Linked DNA regions of Homo sapiens: region 1 is linked to region 2. A link is a loop called in an ENCODE intact Hi-C map of the cell type or tissue named here. Cell type or tissue: endothelial cell of umbilical vein. All regions are shown on one strand. Each heading gives the region's core, and the rest is flanking DNA. Links, peaks and the distances in the headings are about the cores only.

Evidence for each region. Hi-C counts contacts between places; a loop is a spot of excess contacts. Peaks named below come from ENCODE experiments on the same cell type or tissue, not always from the same donor. Only the 100,000 strongest peaks of a DNase experiment are listed, where the experiment ranks them.
Region 1: it touches region 2 in a loop (2.3-fold over the local background); 8 of 110 quality-filtered maps call a loop at or near these places.

What each region holds. Positions count from the first base shown.
Region 1 is chr6:12,059,961-12,076,560 of GRCh38, reverse strand. All of the region lies in intron 2 of HIVEP1 (HIVEP zinc finger 1), which reads right to left. Among named protein-coding and RNA genes, the nearest start is that of HIVEP1, 56 kb to the right of the region's middle. In endothelial cell of umbilical vein, for the core only: no CTCF peak of the experiment used is centred there; DNase peaks (open chromatin) are centred at 7,520 and 10,080.
Region 2 is chr6:12,225,704-12,242,303 of GRCh38, reverse strand. LOC124901260 (a long non-coding RNA gene) reads left to right here. Exons shown (of 3, transcript XR_007059454.1): 3 at 810-857. It also overlaps a transcript of EDN1 not described here. Among named protein-coding and RNA genes, the nearest start is that of EDN1, 56 kb to the left of the region's middle. In endothelial cell of umbilical vein, for the core only: a CTCF peak has its summit at 8,085 (motif pointing right); a DNase peak (open chromatin) is centred at 8,103.

The DNA of each region.
Region 1 (16,600 bases), core at 7,388-12,387, 170 kb after region 2:
TTCCTCCATGTGAAGACACAGCAAGAGGGCCCTCACCAGTGCTGCCACCTTGATCTTGGAATCCCAGCCCCCAGAACTGTGAAAAAGAAATTTCTGTTCCTTTATAAATTATCCAGTCTCAGGTGTTTTGTTACAGCAAGCACAAACAGACTAAAACAGCATCTCTCTCTCTAAGATGTTTTCAAAGTAATTTTATCTGATTTTGAACTATTTTTTCTTGTGAGTTTTTATTTCAAAAAGTATACCCTACTTCAAATCAATAAACATGTGCTTAATTAGTAACCCATACAAGTCAAAGCCATAAACAGAGATATGTTAGGCAACAAATGTATATTCAAATATAATCTGATATTGAAAGAATATCTAAAAACTTAAAAGCAATCAGTTAATATTCTTTAATGAAGCATATTTCTATATTTGACTGTTTGAAAAAACAAAGACCAATGGTAAAAAAGCTATAAGACAAACAACTCAGTTCCTTTCAAAAATAACCTGCAAAAAAAGCAAGAAGAGAATTGGAAAGGGTACCCACAGATCAAAAGAATACAAAAGATACATCAACTTATAAAACAGGTGGAGCTTATTTGCCCTCATTCTAACGAAATGTTTAAAAAATTACACTACTGGGGACAACTGGAAATTCAAATACTGACAGGATATTTGACCATATTATTAAGGAAATTACTCTTCTTTATTTTTGTTTGTTTCACAAAGGTATTGTGATGACATGAAAAGATATCCCTTATCGTTTGGAGCTTATATAATGAAAACATAGGAATGAGATGATATCCCCAAGGTTAGCTTTAAAGCAATGTGGGAGGGTGGAAGTAGCCAGAGTAGTAAATGCAACCAGACTGGCTACCAGCTGTTAGTTACTGAAGCTGAACGATAGGTAAATGGAGGCTTATTACACTATTCTATTTTGTAATCATTTTAAAACTTCCATAATGAAGTTTAGAAAAAAAAAAAAGGCCCAATCTGAAATTTTTTAAAAACTGAAAGATTACCAAACTCAACACGTGTTGTTGTAGTGTTAGTAATAATAAACAAGAAATGACATGTGACAGTGCAAGACGAGTGAGGTGAAGCAGCTAAAGGCCAGCGCAGAGTGGGCATTCAAAAGGTCACTGCCCCTAAAAATCATCTGAGCCCAAAGGAAAGGAAATAATTTCTGAACTACCACTAGGAGTCAGGTTTGCACACACCAAAGCTGAAAAGGATAACAGAATAGAAAACAATTTCTAGACATCCAAAGTTCTTCATTCCTTTCGAGGGGATTGGGAGATAGGGTCAAAGACCTCCCCTTTAAGAATCTGAAAATTGGAAAGCCTTCAAGATACAAAATCTAAAACGCCAAACCCAAGGAGCAGAGCAATGTACATGGTACACTTCCATCTGTGTCATGCACGTGTCTACGTGCCTGTGCGTGTGCATGAAAGGATACACAAGTCACTGCTGCAGTCAGCCCTGAGGAAAGGGGCGGTGTGAGAAAGACACAGGTTTCACTGTACTTTTTTTACTGTCTTTTCTGTTTGAACTAATTAACTTGTGAGATTTAACTTTGGTTTTTGAAATTTAAACGATATCTAATACAAGAAGAAAGTATTTCAACTATCCCAATTTGCCACTGTTAACATATTACCACATTAGTTTCCAGGTTATTTTTCATGTTTGTGTATGTATACATACATACTATCAAACATGAAAAGACATAAGAAAACATGGATACATTCTTTCTATCTTTATAAATTACATCTTCATAATCCTACTCCAATACTGATCCATCACTTTTTCTATTAAAAAAGTGATAATTTTTTAAAAAGAATAAAACTTCAAAAGATCTCTATAAAAAAAAAAATCTCATGACCAGCGTACAGCCTCTCTCAGAAAGAGAGACAAGGACATGCACGCGCGCGCACACACACACACACACACACACACTTTTTCATACAATTAAGGACTGCAGCGATCTATGGAGACCCCTAAATCCATGTCAAGAACCCCTGCTACAGACCTACACTACACTATCATTATTCTTGCACTGTGAATGAGGATTCAAAGATACATTTTTATGGTGCTATTGAACACTAACTTTTCTGCTCATTTTCATTTTTTTCAGTTGTTAAATTTCTCCCCAAATAATATAGTAATATAGCTCTTACTAGTACACACTATTCTTATTTTGCCATACGGAAAAATAAGTTTAAAAAGTAGGTATATAATCTTTCCTTTTCTTAATTTCCCAATCCAATTATTTTTAACAACTATCATAGAGTGGAAGAGAGTAGACAGGAAAGAAAAAATCACTGGTATCGGTGCATCAGGCATTGTGCTTGGCATAGGACACTCACATCATCTTTAGAATCGGCCATGTGCCAACTTTTGAGTAAGGCAGTATCCCCCATTTTAGAACCTAAGCTTTAGTGGAGATGAAAATATTTTAATCAAATAAAATGTTTTCATGCATAAGTACCTATAACATACAGTAAACAATGCAATTTCTACAAATGCACAAGGAAGAAAGAACAGTGATGTACAGCTCTCATGGTGCACACCCACTCCAATCAATCTACTTTTGTTCCCAGCAGTAGTGAGGTGGGGAGTGTGTGGTGCAGGGACCTCTCACCAGCTCACCCACAAACCCTGCCAGCCAACCGGGGGCACTCAAATTCACCAACCAAAAGGATCCCAGCACCATCTTATTTTTCCGCCTGCCAGCTCAGGAGGCTTCCCAGAGTGTCTTAATCCTTTAACATGATGAAAATCTGGATGGCAAAGGTTCCCCAAGATTTTAATATCTACTCACTTAGGACTCAGGCTTCTGGTAATGGCAGAATAGCCTATATGAGACTAACCCTCCTTCTAATAACAATAAAAATGTAGAGAAAATATATATTTTTAATGAAAGTGCTGGAGAGTGACCAAGAGCTGGCAGAAACTAGATGTGTTGACCCTTAAAGGCTGAGATGCGAAGGAGGTGAGGCCACATTTAAATGGTCTTTCCCCCAGGGCAACGGCCAGTCCCCTAGGAACAGTGAGGCAGGAAGCAGTATTACTGAGCTGGAGGACACAGAGATGGGGTCTGGGGCAGCTGGAAATTGGGAGGAGGTAGGTACAGTGAGCGGAAATCCCAGAAAAGAGGGAGACTCAGAGGAGGGAGTCTAGAATCTAATAACAAACCCTCAAATCCTTGGCTGTCTTTTGAACTGCTTGTGTAGAAGACAAGGAACCCAAAGTAAAGCCACCCAAAGGAAGACTGGAAGAACTGAGCAAAGTATCAGCAGTGACTCAATATGGGGGACAAGGAGCTAGGAACTCAAGTCCTGCCAGGGATAGAGTAGCCAAGCAAACATCTTCTATTTCCACTGAAACTTCAGACTACGGGCAACTCAACAGACCTACTCTAAAAGGCCTCAAAGCAAGCCTCCACCAGTCTATGAAATAATCTGATAGTAATTTAACTGCCTGCTAGAAAACACATGATAATCTTCAGATGCAGATGACAATAGAGAGCCTCTAAAACATATCCACATTGTTCTCTATGTGATTAAAAATTATTAGGCACGCAAATCACAAAAATGTGACACACAGAGAAAGCAGTAAAAAGAATAAGAACTACACAAGACAAAGATGTTGGAATCAGCAGACAAGGGATGTAAAATAACTATAATATATAGGAAATAATTTACAGAAAAAAGATGGGTAAAGAATGAATGAAGAGTAGAAGATTTCAGAAGAGATATAGAAACTCTAAAAAGAATGGAAATACTAGAACAGAAAAGTACAATAGCTGAAATAAAAATTCACTGGATGAGAATAACAGCAGACAGGGCACTGCCGTTAGGAAAGGAGTCACGAACTTGAAGACAAGTCAACAAAAATTATCCAACCAACGCATACAGAGAAAAGCCTGAAAAAAATGAACAAACTGTGGAATCATATCATGTAATCTAACACAGATGCAACGAAAGCTCCAGAAGAGAGAGCTGGAAAAAGGGAATAGAAGAATATTCCCCAAACTTGACTGAAAATATCAGCCTGCAGATCCAGGAGGCTCGGTGAACCCAGGGAAGATGACTCTAAAGGATACTACACATAGACCTATCACAGCAAACCAGCAGATTAAAACAGGAATAGAGATGAGGAAAGGGAGGGGCACGAAGTGGGAGAGGGGAAGGGGAGGGAGAAGCAGCGAGGCAACAGGATTTAAAAATGTCTAACTAGAATTCTATATCTAGCCAAATTACCCTTTGAAAGTAAAGCAAAGTGATGATATTTTTAGAAAAAAGTTGAGACAATTTCTTGCCAATATTATAAGCAATGCTAAAAGGGGCTGATTCAGGCTGATGGAAAATGACAACAGATGGAAATAAGCACCATAGCAGGGGACAGAGCACCATGGTCCACAGGCCAACTTCAGCCTATCGCTGTTTCTGTAGTGCCCATGCATTATTTATTTAATAAAAAAAAAAAAAGAAGAAGAATATGTGACAAAGACTGCAGACTATGAGGTCCACAAAATCTGTAATATTTACTATCTTGTGCCTTACAAAAAAAGGTTGCCAAATCCCAATTTATAAGAAGAAAAAGACAGAGGCAAATGTAAGACTATATCTTTTTCTTTAGTTCTTCAAAAGATAATTGTTTAAAGCAAAAATAACAATGAATTAAAGCATTTACAGTATATGTATAAATAAAACAGATTACAAAAAATTAACTCATCTAAAAATGCCCTCAAGCCCAAGGCCATCCCATAAATATGAACTCATACAACCCTAAATCTTAGTAATATTAAATTATTTCACATTATTTCTGAAAAGCCTTAAAACACTAGGCTGAAATGATTATTTTTTAATAACACAAAACTGAAATAAAATAGATGGTTTGCTCCCAATCTATTTTCTAACATACACAGCAAATAGCAAGTATGTTATCAGCTATGAAAATCTTTTGAAAAACTGAAAGCACCTTCTGTTTAAAGTGCTTCTTAAAAAATTAATAATTTGTTCTCTTTCAACCTGTTGAATACTGGCAAACTGTGAGGGTTGACAGGAAACACTTCTTTGAGGAAAGAACATGAAGAAGGGTATAAATAGGAAAAGGAAGACAATATTTGGGGAACAATGGTGTGAGTCAGAAAGTAAATACACAAGGTGAGAGGAGAGTGGTGAAGAGTTAGTATATCAGGAGAGCGATCAGAGTCTCTCACAAGGCACAGAGGGCTCTGGCTGGGGGGCAGGAGGTATGGCAATGCCAGCCCCCCACTATCAAGGAGGTGACCCACTTTCAGCACTGCACATCCAGTGGCTTGCACAATTTACACACATAACCGAGGGAAGTGTCTGGAATCAACAGGTTAACTACTACATGAACAAATGAAGAAACAGAAATGGTCTATTAGGGATGAGAAGTCAATGTGTACACATAACAATGAATTTGGAACATGAGACTAAGGGGTGGGGGCTTATTCCAAGAGAGATGCTTCAAAAGAATGCTGGAACAGAACACTATAGACTGATGAAGTCAGGACCTACTGATTCTGATTTGTAATTCAGAGTCTCGAGTTCTCATTTACTTTAATAGATCCTGGTTTGTGTTTTATCATGTTTGGTCACTAGAGAAAATTGGGAGTGCTTTGTTCTCATTCTATTTCAAATGCATACTATGTAAATAAAATTACTATGAGTGAGAAAATTAAAAATCAGCAAGAAACTGATAAAGATACTGATCAGATGGATGGGAAATAAACGGTAACCTAAAATCATGGAGGCGGTTGAGTGGAGCCAAATTTTATAAATGGTCAGGTCACTAGCTGGTGTTTTCCTACTGGTAGAGCTTTAACTTTCAATTTAAGTTCAAACTGTAGAAATATGGATAGTGACTTTTTAGAGTATGAGAATCCTAAATTTTTTAAATAATAGACTTTCATATTAGTATCCAGTCAAGCATTCCATAATGACATTTCAGTTAACAACAGACTAAATGTACGATGGTAGTCTCACAAGATTATAAAGGAGTTGAAAAATTCTTTTTAGTAGAGGCAGGGTTGCACCATGTTGGCCACGCACTGGTCTCGAACTCCTAACCCCAAGTGATCTACCCGCCTCGGCCTCCCAAAGTGCTGAGATTACAGGCATGAGCCACCGCACCCGGCCGAAAAATCCATATTGCCTAGTGATATTTGGGCTTTCTACATCATAATGCAACACAGTCATCACGTATTTGTGGTGATGCTGGTGTAAACAAACCCACTGCACTGCCAGTCATATACAAATACAGAACATGCAATTATGTACAATACATAATGCTTGATAATGATAGTAAATGACTATATGACTGGTTTATGTATTTACTATACTTTATTGTCATTTTAGACTGTACTCCTTCTACTCATTTTTAAAAAAAGTTAATAGTAAAATAGCCTCAGGCAGATCCTTCAGGAGGGATTCCAGAAGAAGCACTGTTCTCATGGGAAATGACAGCTCCATATGTGTCACTGCCCCTGAAGACCTTCCGTGGGACAAGATGTAGAGATGGAAGACAATGATACTGATGAGCCTGAGTCTGTGCAGGGCTAGGCTAATGTGTGTGTGTGTGTCTTAGTTCTTAATAACAAAGTTAAAAAAGTAAAAAATAATAATTCTAAAAATAGAAAAAAACTTATAGAATAAGAATATAAAAAATATTTTTGTACAGCTATACGATGTGTTTGCTTTAAGCTAGATGTTATCATAGAAGAGTCAAAAAGTTAAAAATTAAAAGGTTATAAAGTTACAGTAAGCTACAGTTAATTTATTACTAACACAATTTTTTTCTTTTTATTTATTTATTTATTATTATTATACTTTAAGTTTTAGGGTACATGTGCACAATGTGCAGGTTAGTTACATATGTATACATTTGCCATGCTGGTGCGCTGCACCCACTAACTCGTCATCTAGCATTAGGTATATCTCCCAATGCTATCCCTCCCCCCTCCCCCCACCCCAGAACAGTCCCCAGAGTGTGATGTTCCCCTTCCTGTGTCCATATGTTCTCATCGTTCAATTCCCACCTATGAGTGAGAATATGCGTACTAACACAATTTTTTAAAAAATTGAGTATATCCTAAGTATACAGCATTTATAAAGTCTACAGTAGCGTGCAGTAATGTCCTAGGCCTCCCCATCCACTCACCACCCACTCACTGACTCAACCCAGAGAAACTTCCAGTCCTTCAAGCTCTATTCATGGTAAGTGTCCTATACAGGTTGTATGAATTTTTTATCTTTTATACTATACCTTTTCTGTTTAGATACACAAATACCACTGTGCTGTAATTGCCTACAGTATTCAGTAAATGAACATGCTGTGCAGGTTTGTAACCTAGGAGCGATAGGCTATACCATATAGGCTACGTGTGTAGTTGGCTGTACCATCTAGGTTTGTGTAAGTACACCCCATGGTGTTTGCACAATGACCAATGAGGAAATCACCTAACGACACATTTCTCAGAATGTATCCCATTGTTAAATGATTAATGACTTTGTACATTACATAAGTCAATTTTTGTGTATGTGCACACATGTTTTAAAGAATAATATTATCATAGCTGCATTTCTGGGGAAAGTGACAAGAAATTGGTAAGGCTGATAATAAGGATAAAGAGCAGAGGCAAGTAAAGGGAGAAAACACCAATTTTTTATTGTATATGCTTCTGTATTAGTTGATTTAAGTTCATGTATTACTCATATTAAAGATATATTATTTACTCATTTAAATACACAGGTATGTATAATATATATGAACATATGTGTAAATATGGACAGCCAAATAAAAAACAAACTTGGGTGTCTCAATTCCCTGAAAGTATATAAGTGCCTGCTTGCTTATATGCTTAATACACATATTACATATATGTGTGACGATTTACACATATATCTTCACAAATACGTGTGCACATATATGAATATATACGCATACTGTCAGATTCTTAAGTATTCTCCCTTAAACTCAATACATTATTCCATACTTCCAATTTATTTGATGCCTGTTTCCTCCTTCCAAATTAAGAATATTTTAACATCATCTAACTGACAATAATACTATTATAAGTATTACAAAACATGATTCTTTACCCTTTACATTCCTTTAATTTAGTTAAAAGTGTTAGTTAAAGTATTCTAAGGTCAGGCTGGGCATGGTGGCTCGTGCCTGTAATCCTAGTACTTTGGGAAGCCAAGGTGGGCGGATCACCTGAGGTCAGGAGTTTGAGACCACCCTGGCCAACACGGTGAAACCCCGCCTCTACTAAAAATACAAAATTAGACGGGCATGGTGGTGTGCATCTGTAATCCCAGCTATTTGGGAGGCTGAGGCAAGAGAATCACTTGAACCCAGGAGGCGGAGATTGCACTGAGCCAAGATCGTGCCACTGTACTCCAGCCTGGGCAACGAGGGCGAAACTCCATCTCAAAAAACAAAAAAAGTATTCTGAGGTCAGTTAAGAAGTCTGCTCTTTCATCTCAAAATCTGCATCTCTTCTAAAGCACAGCCCCCTCACCAGCACGAATCAGAAATTAAAAAGGTATGAAAAATATAAGTAGGTCTTAGAGGGGAGAAAAATAAAATGAATACAATGGATAAAATCTAACAGCTTTAGTCATCAACTACAGATATGATCTTTATTTGGGAATTATCATCAAAATAAACCAACAAACACCCTAACATCTTACAATTCCTCAAGACTACATTGGGGGCCATTGATTTGTACCCCACATAACCTAATACCTTCCCTTCCCTACCAGAGCAGTTGTTTCCTTTCATCATAACAGCCCCTCACCAGACCATGGAGTGCATGGTCTGGGGAGGACAGGCAGGAATTGGGGACACAAGCAGGAGTTGCTCACCACTGTCCTCAGCACAGAGCTGGACACACAGCAGGCAGGGCACCCAATAATCTCCAGCTTGGCATCAGATAAATGCAATAAATCCAAACCATTCTACGCCATTGGCGCCTACTCAAAAGCAGGGAAGAATTAACATTTTATAACCACAAGAAAAATATACCTTAAAAAAAAAATCCAAGCTCAAAAACTTTAAAATTAACTACATTGTTTAAATAGTCCTTATTATTATTTCTGTAAAATAAATGGCTAAACGGCCAGTCAACTTCCTTTAAAGAATTCATGAGAAAAGTTCACAAATTTTTTGTAGTTTCACAGAAATAGATTAAATATGTAACATTCCAATTATTAATTTTCCATGCTACAATTTTAAATGTAAATGATAGTAACTACTAAGTGATACACTTCAATAAAAATAGAAAATGGTTAAAACATAAAGAAATTTATAGGTAGTCAACTGCAAGATCCATAATACTAATAATTAATCATTATTTAAAAGTTAGTTTTTTAATTAAACTTAAACCCTAACCCTATCCCTAACACTAACTCTAACCAGCCAACACATTCAGAGATATATTCCCTAAACGGATTTTCCAAAGACTAATACTTAGAAAATGTACCACCAAATCTGCTGATGAAAATACACTAAATTATATTTCAGGAAAATAAATTATCTGGAATCCACATTACTATTATTATTGTTGTTCAAAGCCATTAGCCTAACTAAATAACAGTACATATATTTTGTATGTATGTATATATAATAAAGTGTATGTGTGTGTATATATATATACACACACACACACACAGTGTCTTTGTTTGAAATATATCCACCATCCCATTATATATAAACATAATGCCTTCTAGTTATTCGTTTTCACTGTTACCTTGAAGAAATAGCTCAGAGAAGACAATGATAATATTGGGCCCATCATACATTAAAGTGGTTCCGAACAAATATTTATTTATGATAAAATTTATAATGCACAAAATTCCCCATCTAAATCTTCATAATCTAAGCAGTCAAAAAATTCATATGCTTTGAGAAATCATCACAATTCAAACAATGAACAAGTGTCATTTCTTTCACAAAGGAAGTACTTGGCTAAGTCCAACACTTCCAAGGACTCTGGCCAAAAATAACAGTAATTAAGCTTGTAACTTCATATGTATGGATCTGAACTAGTCAAACCAAAAATAGCTTTCTGATCATTTATCAGCTGCTGCCATTTGCCTAAGAAGCTAACTGCAACAAAGAGACTAAGTTAGACAAATCATGGTGAAAACACACAGAAATATAACTGAACTTAAGACTTAAAGCTCTTTTCAGTTATTATGTGGTAGCACAAGAGGGATGGTCATCATGCAATTATTTGGATACTTAACAAGATTAACTATTTCTTAAACTCCCTAAGATACATGTAAAATACACAGCAAAACACAGAATTAACACACACGCACACAGCTCTTAAAACCAATGGAAACAGCGCACAAGCTATCTGTTCCCATCCAGCGTAAGAATCGCTCCCCTTGAAAATTCTCCTCTTGAATGAACAACACTGCCTTTTAGGGATGCCCACAGCACACAGCTTGCCTTCCCCCACTGCTGCCTCAAGCTCATGGTGTTCCTTCTCATGAGAATCACCTCCCCAATGTTCCTTTACACCTGCCTGGGAAGCCCTCATTCTCCTTACTCACAGCCGCACCCTCGCACTTCAGGCCCTACTGGGGGATATCCAACAGTAACAGCTTCCTGTGTGCTGAGTGCTGTTCTGAGGACTTCACATCTACATCTGAACCAGTCAAACCAAAAATAGCTTTCTAATCGTTTATCAGCTCTGCCATTTGCAGAAGCTAACTGCATCATAGAAACCAAGTTAGGCAAATCACAGCAAAAACACACTAAAATAAAACTGGACTTAGAGCTCTTTTCAGTTATTATATTGTAACAACCATTCAATGCACACACACACACACACACACGCACACACACACACACACACACAAAACCTACCTGGGAGGAGACCACCCTTCACCTCCATTTTCCAGAGGAGCAAACAGTGGCACACAGAAGCGAATTCACAGAGCCCGTCAGGGGAAGAACCAGCTTGAACCCAGGCAGATTTGCCTCCAGAACGGGAAGTTGCTGGTACAGTGATACTCTATGCCACATCCCTGTATTCTATGTGTGTATCAAAAGGGCGTCCTGCCTGACCTGGCAACTTCTCATCTTTCATGTGTGAGCATCAATGTCACATGCTCTTGAAGCTCTCTCCTGACACTAACTGGGAGCACTCCAGTGTGCACCAACAGCACCCCACCTCTTCTTGTGTTAAATGTATGTGTGTGACCTTGCTTGTTTCATGTCTGCATCACCCTCTAATATCAAACGCCATGATCAGAATCTATCATAGTTATTCTCCTATCCCAGGTCCCAACATTTATCCACAACTCACCAGTTTTTCATGACATGCTTTAACTCCAACTCTCAGAAACACCTACTAATGATTCCAGGAAAGTAACAGTTTCTTGCCTCCCTATACATTGCACAGACCTTTACCTAGTTCATACAATTTGGCATTTAGTTGCATCCAATTTGTCCACCATGATTTAGGTCTTTTTTGGGCCTTAAATTATCTATTATGTGTGAATCTCTTTTCCATCTGAGATGTTTTAGCAACCTGAAGATAGAAGAGCCAACCCCACAGTATGTGTACAGCCCTAGAAACACAGCATATGCTCAATATGGCTGGATTCACATCTGTTGGAGGGAAAGAACATACTGAAAATGTCTTGACTGCTTCATGAAGGCCCACTGGGAAATCGGGATGGAAAATCAAATTGAAAAATTCCTTTTGCAGGGAAAAACAGAGCAGCCACTAACTGATCTAACTGATCAACAGAAGTGTAATGGGAATATGTGTGTGTACGGCGTGGGGAGGGGACACACAAAAAATGAAAACTCCATGAAGCTGTCAGGAAAGGTAGCCTCTCCCTTCTCTTCCCTTTTGTCTTCTCTTGGGCTAGACCTAAGAACCAAGAGTTCTCAGTTCTGGCTCAAAACTGAAGTTTCATTTTACTATGGTAGAAATCACAGACAGACACATGCAGATACATACAATTTCACCAGCATAATTTTGCAGAATAAAAAAAGGTTTTATCACCACTACTGAAATAATGAACACTAAAAAGTACCTTATAATACTATCATTTAAGTTGCAATTACAATTCGTGGTGATGTCACCCACTGCTGTTAACAAACGATCATTAAGTTCTGCTTGTGATGACCTTATTGAAATAGCTCCCAAAACAGCCTGCTGAGGTTATTTGCTGAGAAAGAAAGAAACTTCATCTGGTTTCCCTGACTGTTGTAACACAGAAAGAGTCTGGAATACTTTAGTCATTACCATTTACAAAATTTATGATACATATGCCGTTCCCACTATAGGGATGCATTGCTTCCAGAAATCCGTAAACTTCAAAATTGTGACTCAAAAACACTGAGTCACAATACATTAAAAAAAATTTATTTGGTGTCCAATGAATTATTTAGTTTACAAGTAGATGCATTAGAGAAGAAAGCTCTAGGGTCAAGGCCAGAAACCTGGGTAGGAGCAAGCAACCTGGCAAGAATCCAGGAAGAGGGAATATTATATATTATACCAAGGCATGTTCCTTGCCAAAATCTGAGGTCTCTCATTTTCCAAGATCACACCTAATCTTCAAACCAAGGCAAATCATGGAAGTTTTAAATATGGGAGTCACTTGGCAGTCCCAAACTTAAGACCCAAGGTTTGCAGTGCTCAGGAAGGTCTAGGACATGCAATGATTTTTACCACTAAGAAACATATGTGAATCTCATGCATGGTGAAGCTGGTACACAAGAGGTTTCACTTGGTTGGAGAGTCAGTCTTGCAGACTGCCCAGTGACCACCTCTCAAAACCTTCACTGTTCTTTATTAAGTGCTGTCAAATGTGTAATACTCTGGCAATCCCCAAGTCCTCTGATTCTTCCTCCAAAAACCTCTCCAAGCTGCCCACTTCAGCCACCCAGATCCAAGCCCCTTCTCTCCCCAAGACATCTGCCTCTGCCTCTTTGCAGTCCTCTGCATGGCATCTGCTCCTGCCCTTCCCTGCCTTCCAACCCACCTTCCACGTGCAGCCACACCTGCCAACATGAGCCAGCTCCTCCCTCCCCACTTTCCACCAATGTCCTCATCCCAATCTTGTTTAATGCCATATAACTCCACTAGTGGTTTTTAGGTTGGGGTGATTTTGCCCCCCAAAAGGCATTTGGAAATGCCTGGAGACATCTTGGTTTACAACTGAGGGAGGAAGACTGCAATTGGCATCTAGTGGGTACAGGCCAGGGAGTCTGTCAAATATCCCGTGACACACAGGACAGTGCCCAAGACAAAGAATTATCTAGGCCAAATCATAAATGGAGCTGAGGTTGAAAAACTCTGCTAGAAATCAATAAATATTTTAATGATAACTGAAAAGCATTCAATATTACTTTAATCATATCCTCTTTATTCCTCCTTTTATTCTATTAACTATTTCCAAAAAGAGTAAAACATAATTTAGATTAGCATATTATATTTTTAAATCATGAATAATGATACGTGTTAGCAATAACTACTACTAACAGGGGAGTCTTCACATTTAGCACAAGAATGAAAGTACTCACATGTATTCTTCTAGTAAGTACCTGTGAGAAAACTAAGGCATGAAGAGGCGTAACTTCGGTCACTCAGCTAAGACAAGGAAAGCTGGGATTCCATCCCAGGACACCTGAACAGAAAGCTTTTCCCACTATGCCAGACTACACTATACTTTCAATACGCAAAATGACAGTAACGTGTGGGTGTTAGAAACTTCTCTCAGTTCAAATCCTGGTCTATCCCTTTCTTATCTTTATGACATTGAGCAAGTTACTTATAAGCCAAACCTCAGTTACCTCATCTGTAATGGGTGAGAAAATGGTACCTACCTCACAAAGTTGCATGAGATTCAGAAAAAACAAGAATAAGAATATTTAGAGTAGCACTCGGCATGTAGCTGGCACTCATTAAAGATTACTTCTTATTGTCTAACAAATACTCAAATATTTTATTCCCCATAGCCTTTTGACTTGCACGAGCAATTGAAAAAAAGAAAACCAATTTTGGCTTCCTTGCTGAATAGATGTAACTTAGAATTAATTTAAAAATTAAGAAAAATAATGAAATGTTTAATTACATCAATATCTGTATCTAATAACTCATAAATGTTTATACATTTAAATATCGTACTCAAAAGGTAAAGAAATTTAGACTTACTATACAATATTCCAAATAAAAAAGAAATGGAAGGTTTAGGAAGCCAAATAAGGTTATCATTAAAGGAATAGTTTTATATATATAATCTCTAACATGTATTAAGTAATTTCTGAAATATTTTAACTTAATGTAATAATTTCTAAGTAAATTCTAAGTAAATCTGAACATTCTACAAATTTGTTCAGTGGCACTATGTAACACCATCACCTAGATTTTACCTAACACTATACTTTTAAAAAGAAAAGATTTGGCATTCATTTCACAGATTTGACTTAGGCAACTAGTTATTCTTTAAATAAGTTGTAATATGCATTAAGCAGTCAATGACTAACAAACTGACAATGTATTATTTCACCTAAACTATTTTTGACTCTACTATAAAACAATATTAATACTTGGCTCTCATTCAAATTTCATCAGAAAACTAAGAAGTCAAGTAAGTTTCTTTATATTTGGTAAATTTAATACATCATAGGATTTCCTCACGAGAAATAGATTTTTACTTAGAAATTTTTTTTAAACTGTAGCTTGGTGTTTAAGTTAAAATTACCAATCACATTTATTTTTAAACAAAGGCAATATCCACAATGATATCCACAAGAAAACAAAAGACAAATATAATTTTCATATTCAATTTACCACTTATGTCAACAAAAGCCATAAAATGATCATACTATAAACTTGTTAGCAATTTTCTATTTGATATAAAAGTATTTCCAATAAAATATACTATAACAATGATCAAAATTCTCAAAATTCATCTCTTCAGATATAAGCATTTTATCTACAAAACATGCAAGTGATTTTCTTCTACATTTTATGCAGAAAAAAATCTTCTAACTTTCATTGTTTCGTTTTTCTTCTATTAGCCAGCTACACCACTCTGTAATATCTGTATAACAATGATACCAGGTTAGTAACACAGTCATTTCTGGTTACAGTTTAACCTACCATATTAGATTTTTCTGAGTGTATTAGTCCCACAGTAATTTATTTGACCTGCTATTGATGTCATTTACCTATATGCAAACGTGCCAATTGAAGTTAGTCTCTTTTTATAACCAGGGTGTACATTTGGTTTAATTGTTTAAACTCTTTTCATCAAATCACATCAAGTGTAGGAAATCGCATCAAAGGGTGGGAACACACACAACATTACAATCCTTTCATTTCACATAGAGAATCCACAGGCACTTGCACAAACACATCCGTCACACCCAGGGGTATGTGCACAGTCACGTTACCAGCCATGACAGGTCGGCCATCCCCATTATCTGTGCCGCCGCGGCACACCTGAGCTCCCTGCCCCTTCACGTCACATCTAGGAGCAGCTCTAAGGCAGACTCTCGCTCATGGGCTGCCTCCTGGAAGTCCTCCCCCACTACCTCTCCATGGCAACCGCAGCCACAGAGAAGCCAGTCCATCTCTTACGCAAATGAAAGGAGGCCACAAATGTCAGCAGTCACAACATCCCCATTTTCCCTCCCTACTTAATTTCCTTCTTAAAGTCACAGTAATGCATTCTTCTTATTCTGCATCCGAGAGTACCTTCCCAACCGTTTAATGGCCAGGAAAGCAACTTAGGAAAATCAGAGTTAAAAATCCATCTGTGTGACCACTTACATAACATGACTGAGAATCCAAAGATGATTATGATTTGCTGAGTTTCATTTACTGACACAGTATCTCAGCAAGCCCCCTTTATGTCTCAGCATCCTAGTATTTGAGATAAGAGTCCTTTAAGATATTAACTATCCTGTAATTTGGCTTTCTTAAAAACGACAGAGAGAGAGAGGCCATCCATTATGACAGTCAAGAAACAATCAGTACTTAATATGCATTGTTTCTTTTGCAGATTCTCATTTATTTAGAAAAGTCAAGGTTTTAAAAAATATTTTTACTTTTAAACCAAATCATCAACTATCTAATTCTACAGGAGGGAAAAACTGAACAGATTATCATTCATTATTCAATTGTTATCAGGTTTAGTTTATACTGTAATTGTCTGAAGTTTTATTTCCCAGATATATATTTAAAGAAGCAAATATAATGGCTAGTTACACTTCATATGGCTACAGAGATTGGAAAGCAGATGTAAATCCCCATTAACAAAATCATGCTTACAATAACTGTTTAATATATAGATGTCAGATTTTAAAGTATGTTTTAATCCATGGGATGCACCAAAGTATCAAATTCTGTAAGTGGTTATAAACATGTGATGGTCTAATAAAAAGAATTCCAATTGAAATAGCTTGGAACAAGATACTACTGGTGAACAATATAAACGTGGTGGGTTTAATATTCTCCAAAACATGTATTCGAAATCAATTGAAATCCAAAACAGTTATGTTTACATGAAAAACAATACAAGAGAATTAGAACATTAAAAAG
Region 2 (16,600 bases), core at 6,173-11,172:
AAATCTCTCTACCACTTTTCAGCATGACCATTCTCATTCCCTGCGTTAGAAATTAGCCTAGAGAGAACTGGTTGTAAAATCACACTGACTGTTGGGCGACACCCTCAAATCCCTAGAGACTGCACACCTCCAGAAAGCCTTTGGTATCGATGGTCAAGGAATTCCCAGGCTGCTTCCTGGGTCTCACCTGAAGTGAAACAGCTTTGCAGCAAAGAGGAATATGCTGTTGAGGAAATTCTTTCAAAGCTGAATCTCTTCCTTCCTCATTCCAGATAAATTGCATTAATGCATAGCCTATTACCTAACGGGGTTATGGTTTAACTTCCTTCCCCCAAGCCTTTTATGGGAATGCAGTAAAGATGGGTGCAGCCTGCACAGCATGGGCTTGACTCTTTCAAAAGAAATTCCCACCATCACACCCTTGTTCTCCTTGGTTTATTGAGTTTAAATTTGTAGGAGGCAAGTATGTTGATGCAATTTGCAAAAGTTACTGAAGATAAACCACCTACTAGAGAATGCAAGAGACTGGAAACAATGATTGAGTCTCCAAAAAAAGTGTTACTCATAGGATCATCTTCTATGAACATGAGTAAGAGAAGAAAACCATAAGCTGGTTTCAATTCTAAATACATTTAATTTCCAAAAGCAAAGGTGAGCAATTATGTATTCCACTTACCATAGAGCAATGGGCCACCTCATCAGACAAAAACACAGACCCGTACTTTTTTTGCAAATAACTTTTATGAAGCTAGTGCTGGGCCTATAAAAACCCAGTTGTACTAATACCTCCCTCTTTTCCTCTCCTTGAGCCATCTCTCCCACCAAGATCTCCAAAGATGCCTGCTTATAAAAGTGTGTCCTTCCCAGCACTTTGGGAGGCTGAGGCGGGCAGATCACCTGAGGTCAGGAGTTCAAGACCAGCCTGGCCAACATGGAGAAACCAAAACCCGGTCTCTACTAAAAATACAAAAATTAGCCGGGTGTGGGGTGCACACCTGTAATAACAGCTACTCAGGAGGCTGAGGCAGGAGAATCGCTTGAACCCAGGAGGCAGAGGTTGCGGTGAGCCAAGATCACACCACTGTACTCCAGCCTGAGTGACAGAGTGAGACTCCATCTCAATAAAAAAAAAAAAAAGAAAGAAAGAAAGAAAAGAAAAAAAAGTGCATCCTAAGGTTCCCACAGTGTAAATGTCTTCCAAGAGCAGTAAGGATTGGGTTCAGCTGAGAGTGACTGAAAATTCAAAATCTAAGTGGCTTTAAGGGAATAAAAATTTGCACACTCATCTGAATGTAAATGATCCAGGGCTGGCATAATGGCTCCACCATGCTTAGAAGGTCCAGTGCTTTCTACCTTGATGTTCCATCTCCCTCAGCACACAGCAGGATCAACACCAGCCATCACATCTGTGTTCCAGGCAGCAGGATGCAAAAAAGAGACAAGATAAAGCCACATGATCTCCCATTAAAGACAATTCCTGGGAGTTGTACACCACTGCTCTTTATAGTCCTTGGTTCTTTCAGGTTCACAGAACCTAAGGGATAATAGATATTGAAAGACAGCTATGTCTCCCCTTTGGCCACCCATGTATCTCAGTGTACCCTTATTTCCATGTTTGAAATGTACTCAACCCCTGTACTCCCAGATAAAGAATCCCAGAGTTCCACCAAATTCATGCATCTGGTTCTAAGTCCAGGATTTTCAGGTACTATTCCATGCTCTTTATCAGGTCTGAGTGTAACTACTCATTTTCAGGGGCCCTACAAAATAGAAATGTAAGTTACCTAATACAACACACCTACAAGTCCAATAAGAACAGGACAAACTTTATATAAACAAACATTTCTCCCACTCAGAAAAATTAAAAACTGAGAATCACATAATAGTTCCTTATCTCTAAATATTATCAGATCCCACTGGGCAGAAAGAGAAAACAAAATCATGAGAGTCAGCTGGACTCTCACCTGCTCACTGGGCAAAACTTCTTCATTCACTGCCGCCTGTGGGTTTTCTCTCCCTTTAGGAAATGTTTCCCAGCTCATAATACTCCCAAGTGCGCGCCTTTCTTAAAGCCTTCACAGCTTTCACAGCCTTCCTGCTGGCTGTCTGGGAAAGGTGGTCACCTTAGGTATTGAATGGTCAAAGGCTTTTGCAGTCTAGACTGCTGGTCTCTTTGTCAATACAAAATTTCATGGCATCTGGCCTACCTGAATTCTACCAATTCTGCCTATAAGCAATCAGAATGATGATGTCTGAACATGGATTTTATCCATAATACCTTTGCTTTTATTTTACTTTATAACCTCTGTTCCACCAAATCCTCTCTCTCACTCAACCTACACTCCTTTTATCATGCTATTCTATTTTCTTTCTTTTTCCTTTTCTGTTTTTGTTTTTTGTTTTCTGTTTTTGAGACACCCAGGCTGAAGTGCCATGTTGCAATCTCAGATCACTACAACCTCTGCCTTCTGGGCTCAAGTGATTCTCCTGCCTTAGCCTCCTGAATAGCTGGGACCACAGGCACACACCACCATGCCCAGCTAATTTTTGTATTTTTTGTAGAGACCAGGTCTCCCTATGTTGCCCAAGCTGATCTCAAACTCCTGGGCTCAAGCAATTCTCCTGCCTCAGCCTCCCAAAGTGCTGGGATTAGAGGTGCGAGTCACTGCACCAGGCCTGTTCCCTCTATTTTCAACAGAGGATTTTTACTTTATGGTCCAAAATGGTTCTTCTAGCTTAAGCCATCATATTTAAGTTATTGCAGGTAGGGATGAGAAAAGAGGCAGGAGAAGGGCCTACCCCTACCCCTAAAAGATAGATCCTGGAGCCTTACACATTTCTTTTGTTTATATCCATTGACCAAAGTGTAGTCACTTGGCCGTATCTGCTGGAAGGCGGTCAAGAAAATGTAATTTCTTTTAGGTGGCCATGACCTAGCTAGCATTTTGAGGCTTTATTATAGAGTCAGAAAAAGGAACAAGAACATCCAAGTATAATTAGCAATCCTATTATGTTAACATGTGTATTTTTAAATGGGTTTATGGAGACAGACAATTACTATGGAGAGTGTAATATACATCACAGCCAGAAAGGAACACGAATGATTGAGGCAACATTCTCCAAGCAATGCTGCTTATCTCATTTGCCCTGTGACAACTCTGGGCCCAGAATTGTCACAGAACCCAGAACTGAGGTTCTTCAGTCAACTTGTAATGAGGCCCACTGTGTGCCAGGAACTGGGTATTCACAGGACTTGCTGAAAGTCTGCCTAATTTATACTGAAGAAGTTGCTATAAGTTGGAATTTTATTCCAATAACTAAAAGATCCATTGAGAAGAGCTAAACTCACCCAACTGATATAACACATGCAGTTTTTCAAACAATTGGCGTCAGTGCTGTATATATTTATACACCAATCCAGAAATAATCTACCGTATGGTTCTCATGTAATTTCTAATTCATCTTCACTGGGAAATTGGGATGCCTTTGGTCAAGAGGAGCTAAAGGAAATGCTTGGTTGCACAGCCTGCCTGGGTCCTATTCTTTCACTTTCCTCTTTGATTTTGATTTTGTGGCTACAATGGTGGTTTTCTTGCATCAGCTTACAAATTGACTGCAAGGGAAGAATTCTCCATCTCTCTTCCTACGATAACTAGATGTCCATGCTTCAACCACAGCTGCATCAGCCGTGGTTCTAAGCGAGGACAGCTGGCAGTCTAAGGGTTGGATTGGTTAACCTTGGAAAGTGCTTCCCCTCCGCCTCCATACATTTCACAGCTGGTTCTCTGACAAATGCGCTCTGACCAACCTCCTCATTGCATAGAGGTCACTGAGTCTGTGGCTCTTCCTGTCCTATGGTGCCTAATATCCCCCTCTTCTGCAGCCACTTGAGTGGGAGTAGAGTGGGCAGGGGAGACCTTCACTTTCCCCATGACGCAGGACTTGAGAAATGACTCCACTGGGACAGGGACTGGCCTTATCATGGCACAAATGTGCTATCACACCCCAGAGGAACGCCTACATCCCCTCAAGCCCAAACTCCCACGAAAACCAAATCACAAAGAAATAGAAGCACGGACTTAAATTGGTTTTCTGCTGCATTTTGGGTTTCCCTTTTTTTTTTTTTTTTTTTGAGATAGAGTCTTGCCCTGTCACCCAGGCTGGAGTGCAGTGGCGCCATCTCAACTCACTGCAACTTCTGCCTCCCGGGTTCAAGTGATTCTCTTGCCTCAGCCTCCCGAGTAGCTGGGATGACAGATGCCTGCCACAGGCCTGACAAATATTTTTTGTGTTTTTAGTAGAGACAGGGTTTCACCATATTGGCCAGGTTGGTCTTGAACTCCTGACCTCAAGTGATCCTCCCACCTCGGCCTCCCAAAGTGGTGGGATTACAGGCGTGAGCCACCGCGCCCGCTGGGTTTTCCTTTTTTAAGGCCTGAGATTGATTTCCATGTATTAACCTTTGAGTACATGAGAAATGCCCATTCTCAGACGATGCAGTTTGGGAGTGTTAAGTCACTTTCTATAGTAGAGACAATTCTCTGCACCAAGAATAGAAGTATATGAAACATTCTTCAACTGGAGCTCGGATCCCATAGGACAACAGTGTCTGTATAGCATCATTATAAAGCACAGGCAGCCCCGGAGTAGCAGGTCATCATATGGTCCTAGGATGAAAACCTCAGTCGTTCAGCAGATTATGAGGAAAGACACTAGGAGTTCCACTCTCTCATTCCAGAGCAAAGTCAGAATCTCTTGCTTACTGATGTCCCTCACAAATTCTAAAACACAGCAATATGTTTTCTCATGCAAGCATTTATCAAAATTTACCACATTTATAAAAAAATTGTAAGTTTACAATTTTGTAAGACTTTTTGGTCTTCTCTTCCAGCCTAGGTATCACTTTCTCAGGACTATCTCCGACCTGAAAACCTCTTTATATTCTTTGAGGTTAAAAGGTTTTATTTTGAGATAAGCGTGGATAATGTTACTCAATCTTTGTTCCAGTTAAGAAATACTGGCCTAATTACATTATTCACAATAGCAAAGACTTGGAACCAACCCCAATGTCCATCAATGATAGTCTGGATTAAGAAAATATGGCACATATACACCATGGAATACTATGCAGCCATAAAAAGGATGAGTTCATGTCCTTTGTAGGGACATGGATGAAGCTGGAAACCATCATTCTGAGCAAACTATAGCAAGGACAGAAAACCAAACACCACCGCATGTTCTCACTTATAGGAGGGAATTGAACAATGAGAACACTTGGACACAGGGTGGGGAACATCACACACCGGTACCTGATGTGGGGTGGGGGGAGGGGGAAGGGATAGCATTAGGAGAAATACCTAATGTAAATGATGAGTTAATGGGTGCAGCACACCAACATGGCACATGTATACATATGTAACAAACCTGCACGTTGTGCACATGTACCCTAGAACCTAAAGAATAATAATAATTAAAAAAAAGAAATATACTTGATAGAAGTTAAGAAGTAAAAGTTTCCTAACAAAAAAAAAAAAAGAAATATTGGCCTAATTAATTAGAAACATACTTGGACTGTCACTTGAGCTTACTCAGGATAAGAGATTTATAATAAAGCACTTAGAATTTTACCAGTTTTTTTCCTAATTTCATCTTCCATATCAAATATTTTAGGAAAAATGAATTTATATATAAAGCTCCCTTTTTAAAGTGAAAATCTACTTTTATTATTAATTGTTTGGCATCAGGGCCAGGCACGGTGGCTCACGCCTGTAATCCCTGCACTTTGGGAAGCCAAGGTAGGTGGATCACCTGAGGTCAGGAGTTTGAGACCAGCCCAGCCAACGTGGCAAAACCCCATCTCTACTAAAAATACAAAAAAAATAGCCTAGTGTGGTGGCACACGCCTGTAGTCCCAGCTACTGGGAAGGCTGAGGCAGGAGAATCACTGGAACCTGAGAGATGGAGGTTGCACTCCAGCCTGGGTGACAGAACGAGATGCCTTCTAAAAAAAAAAAAATTGTTTGGCATCAAAATTACTCATTCACTGGAAGCCATTAGAAAATGTACATTCAAATTTATTCTATTATTGAATGGAAAAACCTACAAAGTGAGATAATACTTTTCTTTTTATTCGCAACCAAGGAATCAGTTTTATTCCCATGGAATCAAATAGGGATTCCTTTTCAACTATTCAGTTGAAATAAGTCAAGAAACAATTCAGTTATCTCAAACAGAATACAGTTTAAAAAGACTGACATACCATTATTGTTATGAAATCTTGTATACAAGAAAAACATGGAGAAACAATCTTTTGAAAGTCTGCTTGTAAAGCCAGTATTCAGGATAGCCCTGTTATGATGTACGCTTTGTGTCTCAGAGAAATCAGAATGTCTGCAACAAAGGCCTATGTGATGGCAATATTGCAGAGCTGCACTGTCCAATATGGTAGACACCAGTCACTTGTGGCTATTTAAATTTAAATTAATGAAAATTAAATAAAAGTAAACACTTGGTCCAGTCTTACTGGCCACATTTCAAATGCTCAATAGTCACCTATGGCCACTGCAGAGCACAAGTAACATTTTCTACATTGCGGAAAGTTCTGTTGGACAGCTCTGTTTTAGAGTCTACTGTAGTACAGATTATCTGTTAAAAGAATGGCTCAACCAATAGCGATCTCAAGTAAGAAATTCGGAGTGAGAGCACAGGAAGGAACTAGAATGGGAGAGGCTTTGAAATGAACAGGCACTGTCTTGGCATTACATACTAGCCATTCAAGGGGAGACCGTTCATGGCAGTGCTTCCTCTTTTCATGGTACTTTTTGTATTTCTTTTTGGTGTATGGAGAGTCAGGGAGTTATGAACTATATGGATTTATCTACTTTGGAAAAACAGAGAAGCATATATTCCCGATAATCATTGTCCTTAGACATGTTAGTAAACATTGCTATGTGGAAGTCACCATGTTACCAAAATTAGCAGCAGATTCAGTGGAGAATAGGAAGGAAGCCTGAGCAGGACAGACTTTCTAAGGAAACGGAGAAAGCTGAGGTTCCTGCCTCACATTTTCCATACAATTGCGCTGTACTTTAGAACCATCTACCTCTTAGTGAAGTCCAACCCCTATTCTACGAATGAGAAAATGGAGACCCAGAGACAAAGAAGTGACTTACCCAAGAACACTTATGGTATCACTGGAACAAGACCAGGGGCGAGATCTCCCTTCTAACATGACTTGGCCCACATTACTACTACTCACTTGCCAAGCAGATACTCCAATCCTCCCCTTCAAACAATGAATATGATAAAATCATCCTTTTAAAGAATAACTGAATTTCAGTTCAGGAAGCACTGTAATTGTCCAAGTGAATGTTTGTCAAATATCTCTTTCTGGTTTTGTTTCTTCATGAATGATCTAGAGTCTGGTCACTTGCTGTCTGGCCCATCCTCAAAAGCCAAACTTTCTCCTAAACTCTGGCTATCTCAGTAGGTCCATGGACACCAATGAAGTCCCCATCTCTGAATGCAAACCTTCCTGATCAATGTAACCTTGGAGAACAGGTTAATTCTAGCACCTTGAGTGAGTTCCAGGTAGGATTCTGGCAGTTCTGGTTGGGTTTGCAGCCAAGAGCCAAAATGCCCCAAAAGAGCCTGAAGTGGACCCTGGTCTTGGTCTTGGCCTTAGAGGTCAGCAGAGCAGTGTTTAACAGCAGAGACTTTTGCTTCAGAAAGACTTGACTTCCAAGTCAATCCAAGCCCAGCCATTTGTCTGTGACTGGACCACTAAGTGACCTCCGCCTCCGTTTCCTCACTTAAAAGTTGAAGTAATAAGAAACACTTCCCTGTGGTTTTGAAAGGATTAAGTTGGCTACTTACTATACATATCTAGCATAATGTGTTAGTGTCAGGAACATGGGATTCACCCCATGAAAGGGGATGTCATTGTTAACTGGTCTGAGAACCCAGAGAAGCAGCAGAAAGACACCTTGGGGGTTCTTGCTTCCAGGCAGCCACCTGGGAGTCAGTTTTCAGATCCTGGCTCTCTACTACCAGCTGAGGGAGCATTTCCAGTTTCAGCTCTCAAATTGTGCCAGTTTAATAAATGCATCAGACCACAAGGTGGTGCTTGATTCTAAAGTTTGATATCAGGAGGCTTTTCTAACCACAAAAGTAGTGAATAGCAAAGTGCATTCAACATTGTTAACAAGAGCCAACTTCCTAACCCTGATACAGATGTATAGGTGGGCTCCTGGCCTCTCTGACTGAAGACCAAGGAGTGTGAGCCACACAAGGAGCATTTGGCATGTGAGGGGGATGGGGAGAGCCTCAGCAAAGCTGAAGCCTTTATTTGGTTTCTTTTCCTACAGCATTATGTAAACTCCTGTCAAACCTACACTTGTGCTGTGTGGTTGTCCTCCAATTTCTGTATTACTCAGGCTCCCATGAGCAGCAGTTCAAGGAGTACAGGGAGGAGGAGCGGAAGAAGGGTGTTCTTGGGACATCAACCCCAAGGTATTTCAAAGCCCACTTCCTCTCGTAGTGCAATGACTGATGCCTCCAGCTATGAGTACAGGTCATGAGGCTCTGTATGTAAAGCAGATGTCACCCCTTTTTATTTTCAACATGCCAGCGTGATGCCACTGGGTCTTGGTGAGTTGGCATCACACACATCATCAGCAGCAATCTTGCCCATGCGGTCGGCTCTGTATAATAACATCTGTATTATAATAATAATAATCATAGTGCCTTAGGTAGGTAGAGCAGCTTGAATTGTCCAAAGGACTTTGCAACCAATTTGCAGTTATTATTGACAGAGCTTTGGTCCTGGTGCAGTCGCTACCTGGACATGACCTTGGGCAATTTCGTGAATTCTGTTTACCTGTAAAATGGTGGAGGAAGAAGGCGGGTAGACTAGATAATTTCTACAGTCCTCTTTAATGCTAGAATTCTGTGAATCAGTCTTGTTTTTCCCTCAGAAGAAGTTCTCCATCCATGAACATTTAGGCTTTAGGGGATGCTAAGAGGGATTTAGGGGGAACCCCTGATGAAAACAAGCAAAATGGAAAAGATCAGGAAAAGGTAGGAGGACAGAGCTAGGAAGGGCTAGGCTTGGAGACAGAATAAAAGAGCTGAAAAGGACTCAGGACCTATAACTTTGGATGAAGGCAACTGAAAGGCTTTTGTGGGAAATACCCCTGTAAAGGAAAACAAAGAGAAAAAAGAGAAAACTTAAATCTGCTGGGTTTTCTTTGGATCCAGCCAAAGGATTAGCTCTAAGATTGTTTTCTAGCTGATCCTCTGATAACAGCTTTCTAAAGGCTTGTGTAGACATCCCTTCACCAAATTTTTTGACCTTTTAATCCTTCTGAAAGTGACCTGTCCCTCTTTCTACTAATGAGAACAGAAAAATAAAAGAAAGTTTGCCAGTCGTCTTTTCAAGAACATTTTGTTGATTTTCTCATTGATGTGAAGGCTGTACCCAACAACCTTTCATTATAAGGTAACCAAAAGGTATATGCATGAATCACAACAGCTACCGTTCATAAACTATACCACTAATTCATAGTTTGCAACATTTTCCTTTAGTCTATTAATACTTTGAGTGAAAGAATCATTTAGGATCAACTTTATTTTAATAGATGCAATTTCATCTTAACTAAGACATTTATGCATTTTTTTCCTTCTAATAACGAAACCACTAACACTGCGGTAAGGCAGAGGAAATGAAAGATGAGTTTGACAGCATCAGGCTGCTTGGCTCAGAGAAAATACAAGATTGCTACATTCCACAAGTTACTGAATTTGGGGGAGCGCTGCATTTGTCCTCTTGAAATGATCTGACTCAGCTTCTCTGAATTTTATGAGTACCCTGGTCATGTCATCTGGGAATCATATGACCCTTATTTATTTGATACTGGACATTTTATTGCTTGGTGAAAAAAAAACCCAATAACTAAAAATATGAACAGACTTCCCATATGGTGATCTAATCAGATATATGTATTGGTAGAGACTATGATCGTGTTACCATATAAAGTGTATATTATAATTATATGTTTTATATTTTATTATATAAAATTATAACATATACTTTATTATATTATATTATAAATATAATATAATATACACTTTATTATATTATATTATAAATATAAACACTTTATTATATTATATTATAATTTTATATAATAAAATATAAAATATATAATTATAATATACACATTATATGCTTCATATTAAGAGATTATATAAAAATGTGAAGAACTGGTATCTCTTAGGAAAATGTCAACATTTTACCCTTTCTTTTATTTAATCTGAATGCTAAAAAAGTCTTTATGGTTTTAAGTCTATTGTTTTTTGGTTTTTTAAAAACTTGTTTTACTAGGTAATAACCAGGAAATTATGACAATAAAGTTTACCTCCCTTAGAAAATCACCGTTAGGTGACTTTATCCACAGTCATCACTGAACACATTAAATTTATACAAGAGATGGAAGCTTATTATAAAGAAAAATTACCATTTATGTGTAACTTGAGTGATATCTGAGTAAAAACTAAAAAAAAAATCAGACAAGAATATTATTTCATGAAAATGTCAGGGTTATAGTGTCTTTCAGTTTCACCAATTCCTCTCTGTTTAATAAAATAAATTTATAGCTTTAACCTACAACTCTGCAGACAACCATGTGTTTGCTTTTGAAATAGTTGTCTAAAAAGCTACTGAAATATTTCCATTTTGCTTCTGTTCAGAGCACGACCCTGGAAGAATCTAGAAGTCAAATTACTATTTAGTTTTAGTAGAAGAAAAAAATAATGTTTAATAGTCAAAGCTGGGCAGCAAATGCATATGGGAAAAACAATAAAACGTGTCTTGAATGGATTTCACTCCATATGAGTTTCCTTTTCCATTGCTTTTCAAATTTGTTTCATTCCTTTAAGTTGATGCTTTTATCTTTTCCTGTTAAGCATGGATTTGACTTTTGATTCGTTGAATTGCAGTGTTGGTGGAACACTGGTTTTTACAATTAAAAATGCCAAGCAAAAAATGTGGCTCCCAGGAGCCCTTCCTGGTCAGTGGTGTTCAATCACCCACTCCTGGCAGAAAGTAAGTGCTGCGGAGAAGCAGGAGTGCCAGGGTTAGATGGCTGAAAGTTCACAGCCAGTTCTGGGCTGTTAATCTCACGGCTTATTGTTTGGTTATAAATCTATTTTTTATTAAAATATAATTACACTTACATAGTAACAAGGCTTGTATATTATGGCAAGTCATTTTTCACAGGGAGAGAACTGCAGACAGATTGCTGGAGATGCAAGGAATTATATTTCTCCACCTTAGGCCAATGAACTACTGTTTTGGTTCTGTGCCTTGGGCAAATCATTTTCAAAAAAGTCTCCTGAGTCTCCAAAAATCTTTCACCCTTTCTTTCTTCCATCTGCAACAGACCCCGTTACTTAATAGAGAAGAACAAATACAGTCAATTCTCATTATTCAGAAGTTCCGTATTTGCCAATTCACCTGCTTGCTTAAGTTTATTTGTAACCTCAAAATCAATATTCATGGGGCTTTCAGAGAGATTCATGGACATGCAGAGTGGTGAAAAATTCGAGTTACCAACCCACACGTTCCTACCTGAGGTCAAACAAGGTGACACTAGGCCTTCTCGTTTCAGCCCTTATCCTGTAAACAGGTGTCCTTTTTGCCATCAATTTTGTACCACGTTCTTCACATTTTTATGCTTTTTGTTGGTGGTTTCACTGTTCAAAATGGCCCCTGAGCACAGCGCTGCCTGGTGTCCCTAAATGCCAGAAGGCTGTGATGTGCCTTACAGAGAAAATACATGCGTTAGATAAGCTTCATTCAGGCATGAGTTATATGGCCGCTGGATGTGAGTTCAATGTTAATGAATCAATAATATATGTTACATAAGGTGTTTTTCAACAGAAATACACATAAAACAAGGTTATGTATTGGCCAGTTGACCAGAGGTTTGCAGGAACCTAACCCTATTTTTCTCCTAGGAGCAATGTAGTTCAGTATTCACTCATTCAGTGTTCGTAGTGATCCTGTAGAACATAACTGCAATGAGAATAATAATAATAGGAATCTCATGAATAATAAAAATCAATTGTAATTACCATTGGTAGCTCTTGTTTCCCAAAATGCATATACCTACATTTTTTCTAACGAAGGAAATTATTTGAAAGAAGATAATTCAAAGAAGAGAAATGAATACTTTTATAAAGAGAGAAAATGTAAGATGAAAAGTAAGAGGACCTGGGGTTTATTGAGTTTGGAGAAGAGACATCTGTGAGTCTTTCTGATCTCCATTTTAATCAAGGCTCAAACAAAGCACAGACGATCCTCCCCTAAAGCAGGTCTGATTGTGTTTGAAAGCAGGGGGCATTTTATTGGTCAGGGTGACAAAATTTTGGAACATGGAGTTTCTACCCCAACCAGCTTCAAAAAAAAGAGAGATAACTGACATTAATTTACAAAATTGCTTACCTGAACTTAAGAGTTCTAAAACAGACAGTCAGACTGGCTTTTCACAGCTCTGGGACCCTGTAAATGGCATCCACCTGTCAGAGGCTCTGCTAAGTTAAGAGACAAGGTCTGCAATTACAGAATGGTTTTCCCCAGGAAAGAATTAACTAGTTTGAATAGGCCCATATAGGGATTACAGCTAAGCCATTGGCCATGTCCTGACAAATATTTTCCAGACTGTGTTTCCTGAAAAGTAAGGTGGGTCGGGTTTTATTTCACTAGGGTATATGTGCATGGGTGAGTGGAAAGGAAGATAAAGGGGATGTGTGGGTGTGAGTGTGTGTGTGTGAGTGTGTGTAAATGTAATGATACATCTTTTCTATATTCATGTTTCAGGTTTTTTTTAAGAACATATTATTCATCATTTTGTTCTTATCTCTGTAGTACAAGGATATGGGATTTGAAATCACACCAAGTGCATTTGAAGCTCACTTGCGTGGTCTTGGATAAGTTACTTAAACCTCCCTACCTTCAGTTTCCTTATCTGGAAAACAGAATACCACGTTGACCTTGCAGGATTGTTTAACAGATTCTCCCTCTAGTTCAAGCTGCTCTCACGGTGTTCTGTCTCTTACTTGTCCCCCAGTATGCGTTCTTTCACTAGTAAAGCGTAAATTCCACCAGGGCAGGTACCGTGTCTCTTTTCCTCACCATGTGTACCCCCAGAACCGCATGTACTGGTGTGCCTCTTGCATAAGCAGGAGCACAATAAATGTCTGTTGAACGAACTTCTGTAAGAGAGTCACTGTTAGGTTAAAGTTCTTCAAAAGTGCATCGCTGCCCATAGAGCAAAGTTCAAACTCCTTAGAGTGCCATAAAAGCTGTTTTTGAGTCAGCTCCTGCTTACCAAGATCTAACTCAGCTCTCGGCACCCTCCTCCCTCCTCCCAAGGCTTCTGGGCATGCCTGTGCAGGTGGCATCCTACAGGAGGGCTCCCCGACAAAGGCTCATATAGAGGCTGACCTCAGCCTCCTGGTGCACAGCGGAGAGACTCAATCATCCCAGAGGAAGTCTCTTTTTTCTCATTGGTTGGCCTAGAGAGGGGACGCCCTTCTGCAATTTATTCACCTCGAGATGAGAAGTTTCTACTTTGCACAACAGCCCATGCACAGAGCAGCATCTGTAAGCTTCAGCCATGCAGTTTCGTTTCCAGTACCCTCAGGCTGCTCCAAGAGCTCTTGCCTCTGGGCTTTTGAAGCGTTGCTCTTTCTTTACCTGGCTAAATACCATTTCTCCTTCAGGTTTCGGCTTAAATATCACTTCTTCCCCAAAGCCTCTCTGACCCCCAGGATGGTTACTGGCCACTCAGCACGCCATGCTTGCCTCTTTTCTAGCATTCATTCATTTACCCACTCACTTATATAATGATTATTTATTAAGCGCCAGCCAGAGTAAGGTGCCAGTGTATGGCAGTCCACAAGATGGACACAAGTCCTGTCTCTTGGAGCTAACAAAACATCAGCGAAGACAGGCATTAAATAAATCACTACACTTGGCCAGGTGTGGTGGCTCACGCCTGTAATTCCAGCACTTTGGGAGGCTGAGGTGGGCAGATCACTTGAGGTCAGGAGTTTGAGACCAGCCTGGCCAACATGGTGAAACCCTGTCTCGACTAAAAATACAAAAATATTAGCCTGACATGGTGGTGCATGCCTGTTATCCCAGCTACTCAGTAGGCTGAGGCAGGAGAACACTCGAACCTGGGAGGCGGAGGTCACAGTGAACTGAGATCACACCACTGCACTCCAGCTTGGGCGACAGAGCAAGACTCCACCTCAAAAAAAAAAAATTACTGCACCAAGAAATGTTTTATCTTAATTCTGAAGAGGCTCTAGGATGCAGTGGAAGTGTGTATCAAACTGGAGTAAGAGAATCACCCTTTGAGACTGTTTTGGAATTTTCTAAGTTCTTGTCTGTCTGCCTTCTGGGCTGTAGCATGCCTGAGCTCTAAATCTCATTTTTCTGAGTTATAGCCCCAGAGTTTAGCATAAGACACTCAATATGCACTCCATAAATTATAAATATTGCCGATATAAATATTACCATCTTGGAAATAGTCTCTACAAAGCTGTGTACTTTCTCACCTGTGACGAAACAGATTTTGAAGTACTTCTGTCCACAATTTTTATATGTCTCTGAATAGAGACAGTTAGTGGGGTGCACGTGTGGGAGAAGTCTTATAAAACTTGGGGCATTTTCTTTTTTAATATCTAGCCCCCCTTTCTTCCTCCTCCTTAGGAGGTATGAATCCTTCCCTGCCCCTCATCCCCCAGGCCTGAAGAACCTTTCCCCTTCCAACCCTCTCATAACTGGCTGCCACCATTTATGCCTTGCCTGAAGCTCATTCATACCAACTTGTTGATTCCCCCTGGTAGCTGCATTTTTAGACTTCTTTTCAATATCTAGCATGAAAGTTTGTATGTTCTGTAAAAGGAATGTCATGTGACTATGAAAAGTTAGGGGCACTTGAGATACGGGGCTCAGCATTGACATGTGAACTTCATTGCCTCACAAGTATTTGTGTTGTCATTGTGTGACAATACTGAGATATGTTACATATATTCTTTTGCATGACCCAAATACTGCCAATAATAAAATGTTTTTCTAGTTTTAATTCTTATTTAATATTCTCTTATTTTTAATTGACAAATAAGAATTGTATATATTACAGGCCAGGCGTGGTGGCTCACGCCTGTAATCCCAGCACTCTGCGAGGCTGAGGCGGGAGGATCATGGGGTCAGGAGTTAGAGACCAAGCCTGGCCAACATGGCGAAACCCTGTCTCTACTAAAATACAAAAAAAAATAGCTGGGCATGGTGGTAGGCATCTGTAATCCCAGCTACTAGGGAGGCTGAGGCAGGAGAATCGCTTGAACCCAGGAGGCAGAGGTTGCAGTGAGCCAAGATCGTGCCACTGCATTCCAGCCTCTGCAACAGGGTGAGACTCCACCTCAAAAAAAAAAAAAAAAAAAAAAGAATTGTATAAATTACAAGGTACAATAAGATGTTTTGATATATGTATACATTGTAGAAAAATTAAAGCTAATTAACATGCTAATTAACCTCACCTACTTACAAATTTTTTAGGGTGAGAATATTCAAAATTTACTCTTTCAGGTAAACAGGAGAAATAAGTGTTAGGGATCTATTGCATAGCATGGTGACCATAATTAATAATGATGTATTGTATACTGCAAAATTTCTAAGAGTAAGTTTTTAAACATTCTCACCACATAATAAAACTTTTAAATAAAAAATTACTGTTACTGAAGGCAAACTTGGTTAAACCAAGTTAAGATGAAACTGGTTTTTAAGAGGTTGAGGAGTCCTGAGTTGAAGGTACTACAAAATAGCTGCATGAGTTTCTCACCCTCTCCGTTACCACTCCCTTCCCCTTTGCTCACACATACCCAGGGATCCAGGGATCTAGGGCTCCTGGGCTATGGTGCCATCTGCCTTTGTATGTCCCTATCTGTGCTCCTATCTTTGCATCGGAATTTTGTCTTCAATCCTGCAGCTTGGCAGTTATGCTTTATGGCCCCAGACAGGCTGCTGACAGCACCCTCTAGATTCCCGAATCCCTGGGGAGCATGGACCTTATGGATGGGTGAAGAGTGTGTGTGTGTGTATATGCACATGCTTGTGTGTCCATGTGTTGGGGAGTCGTATTCAAGAAGATGGGTGAGAAGGAAGGACATGAGAAGATACCAGGGTCCTCAACTCCGGTTGCAAGGAAGAGCATTTCAGAACTAGGGCATCCCAACTACTTGGGGAGTAAAACTGAGAGTCTAATGATCTGTGTGCTCATAGGGGCTCCTGGAGTCAGTAAAGATCTTGGACATTGGTGCCAGTTATAAGCATCGAAGGAGTAATTGAAAGAGAAGAGGGCCAGGTGTGGTAGCTTGCACCTGTAATTCCAGGCGTGAGCCAACACACTTGGGGAGTTCAAGGCAGGAGTATTGCTTGCAGTCAGGAGTTCCAGACAAGCCTGGGCAACATAGTGAGACCCCTTCTGTAGAAAAAATTTAAAAAGTAGCCAGGCATGGTCATGCACGT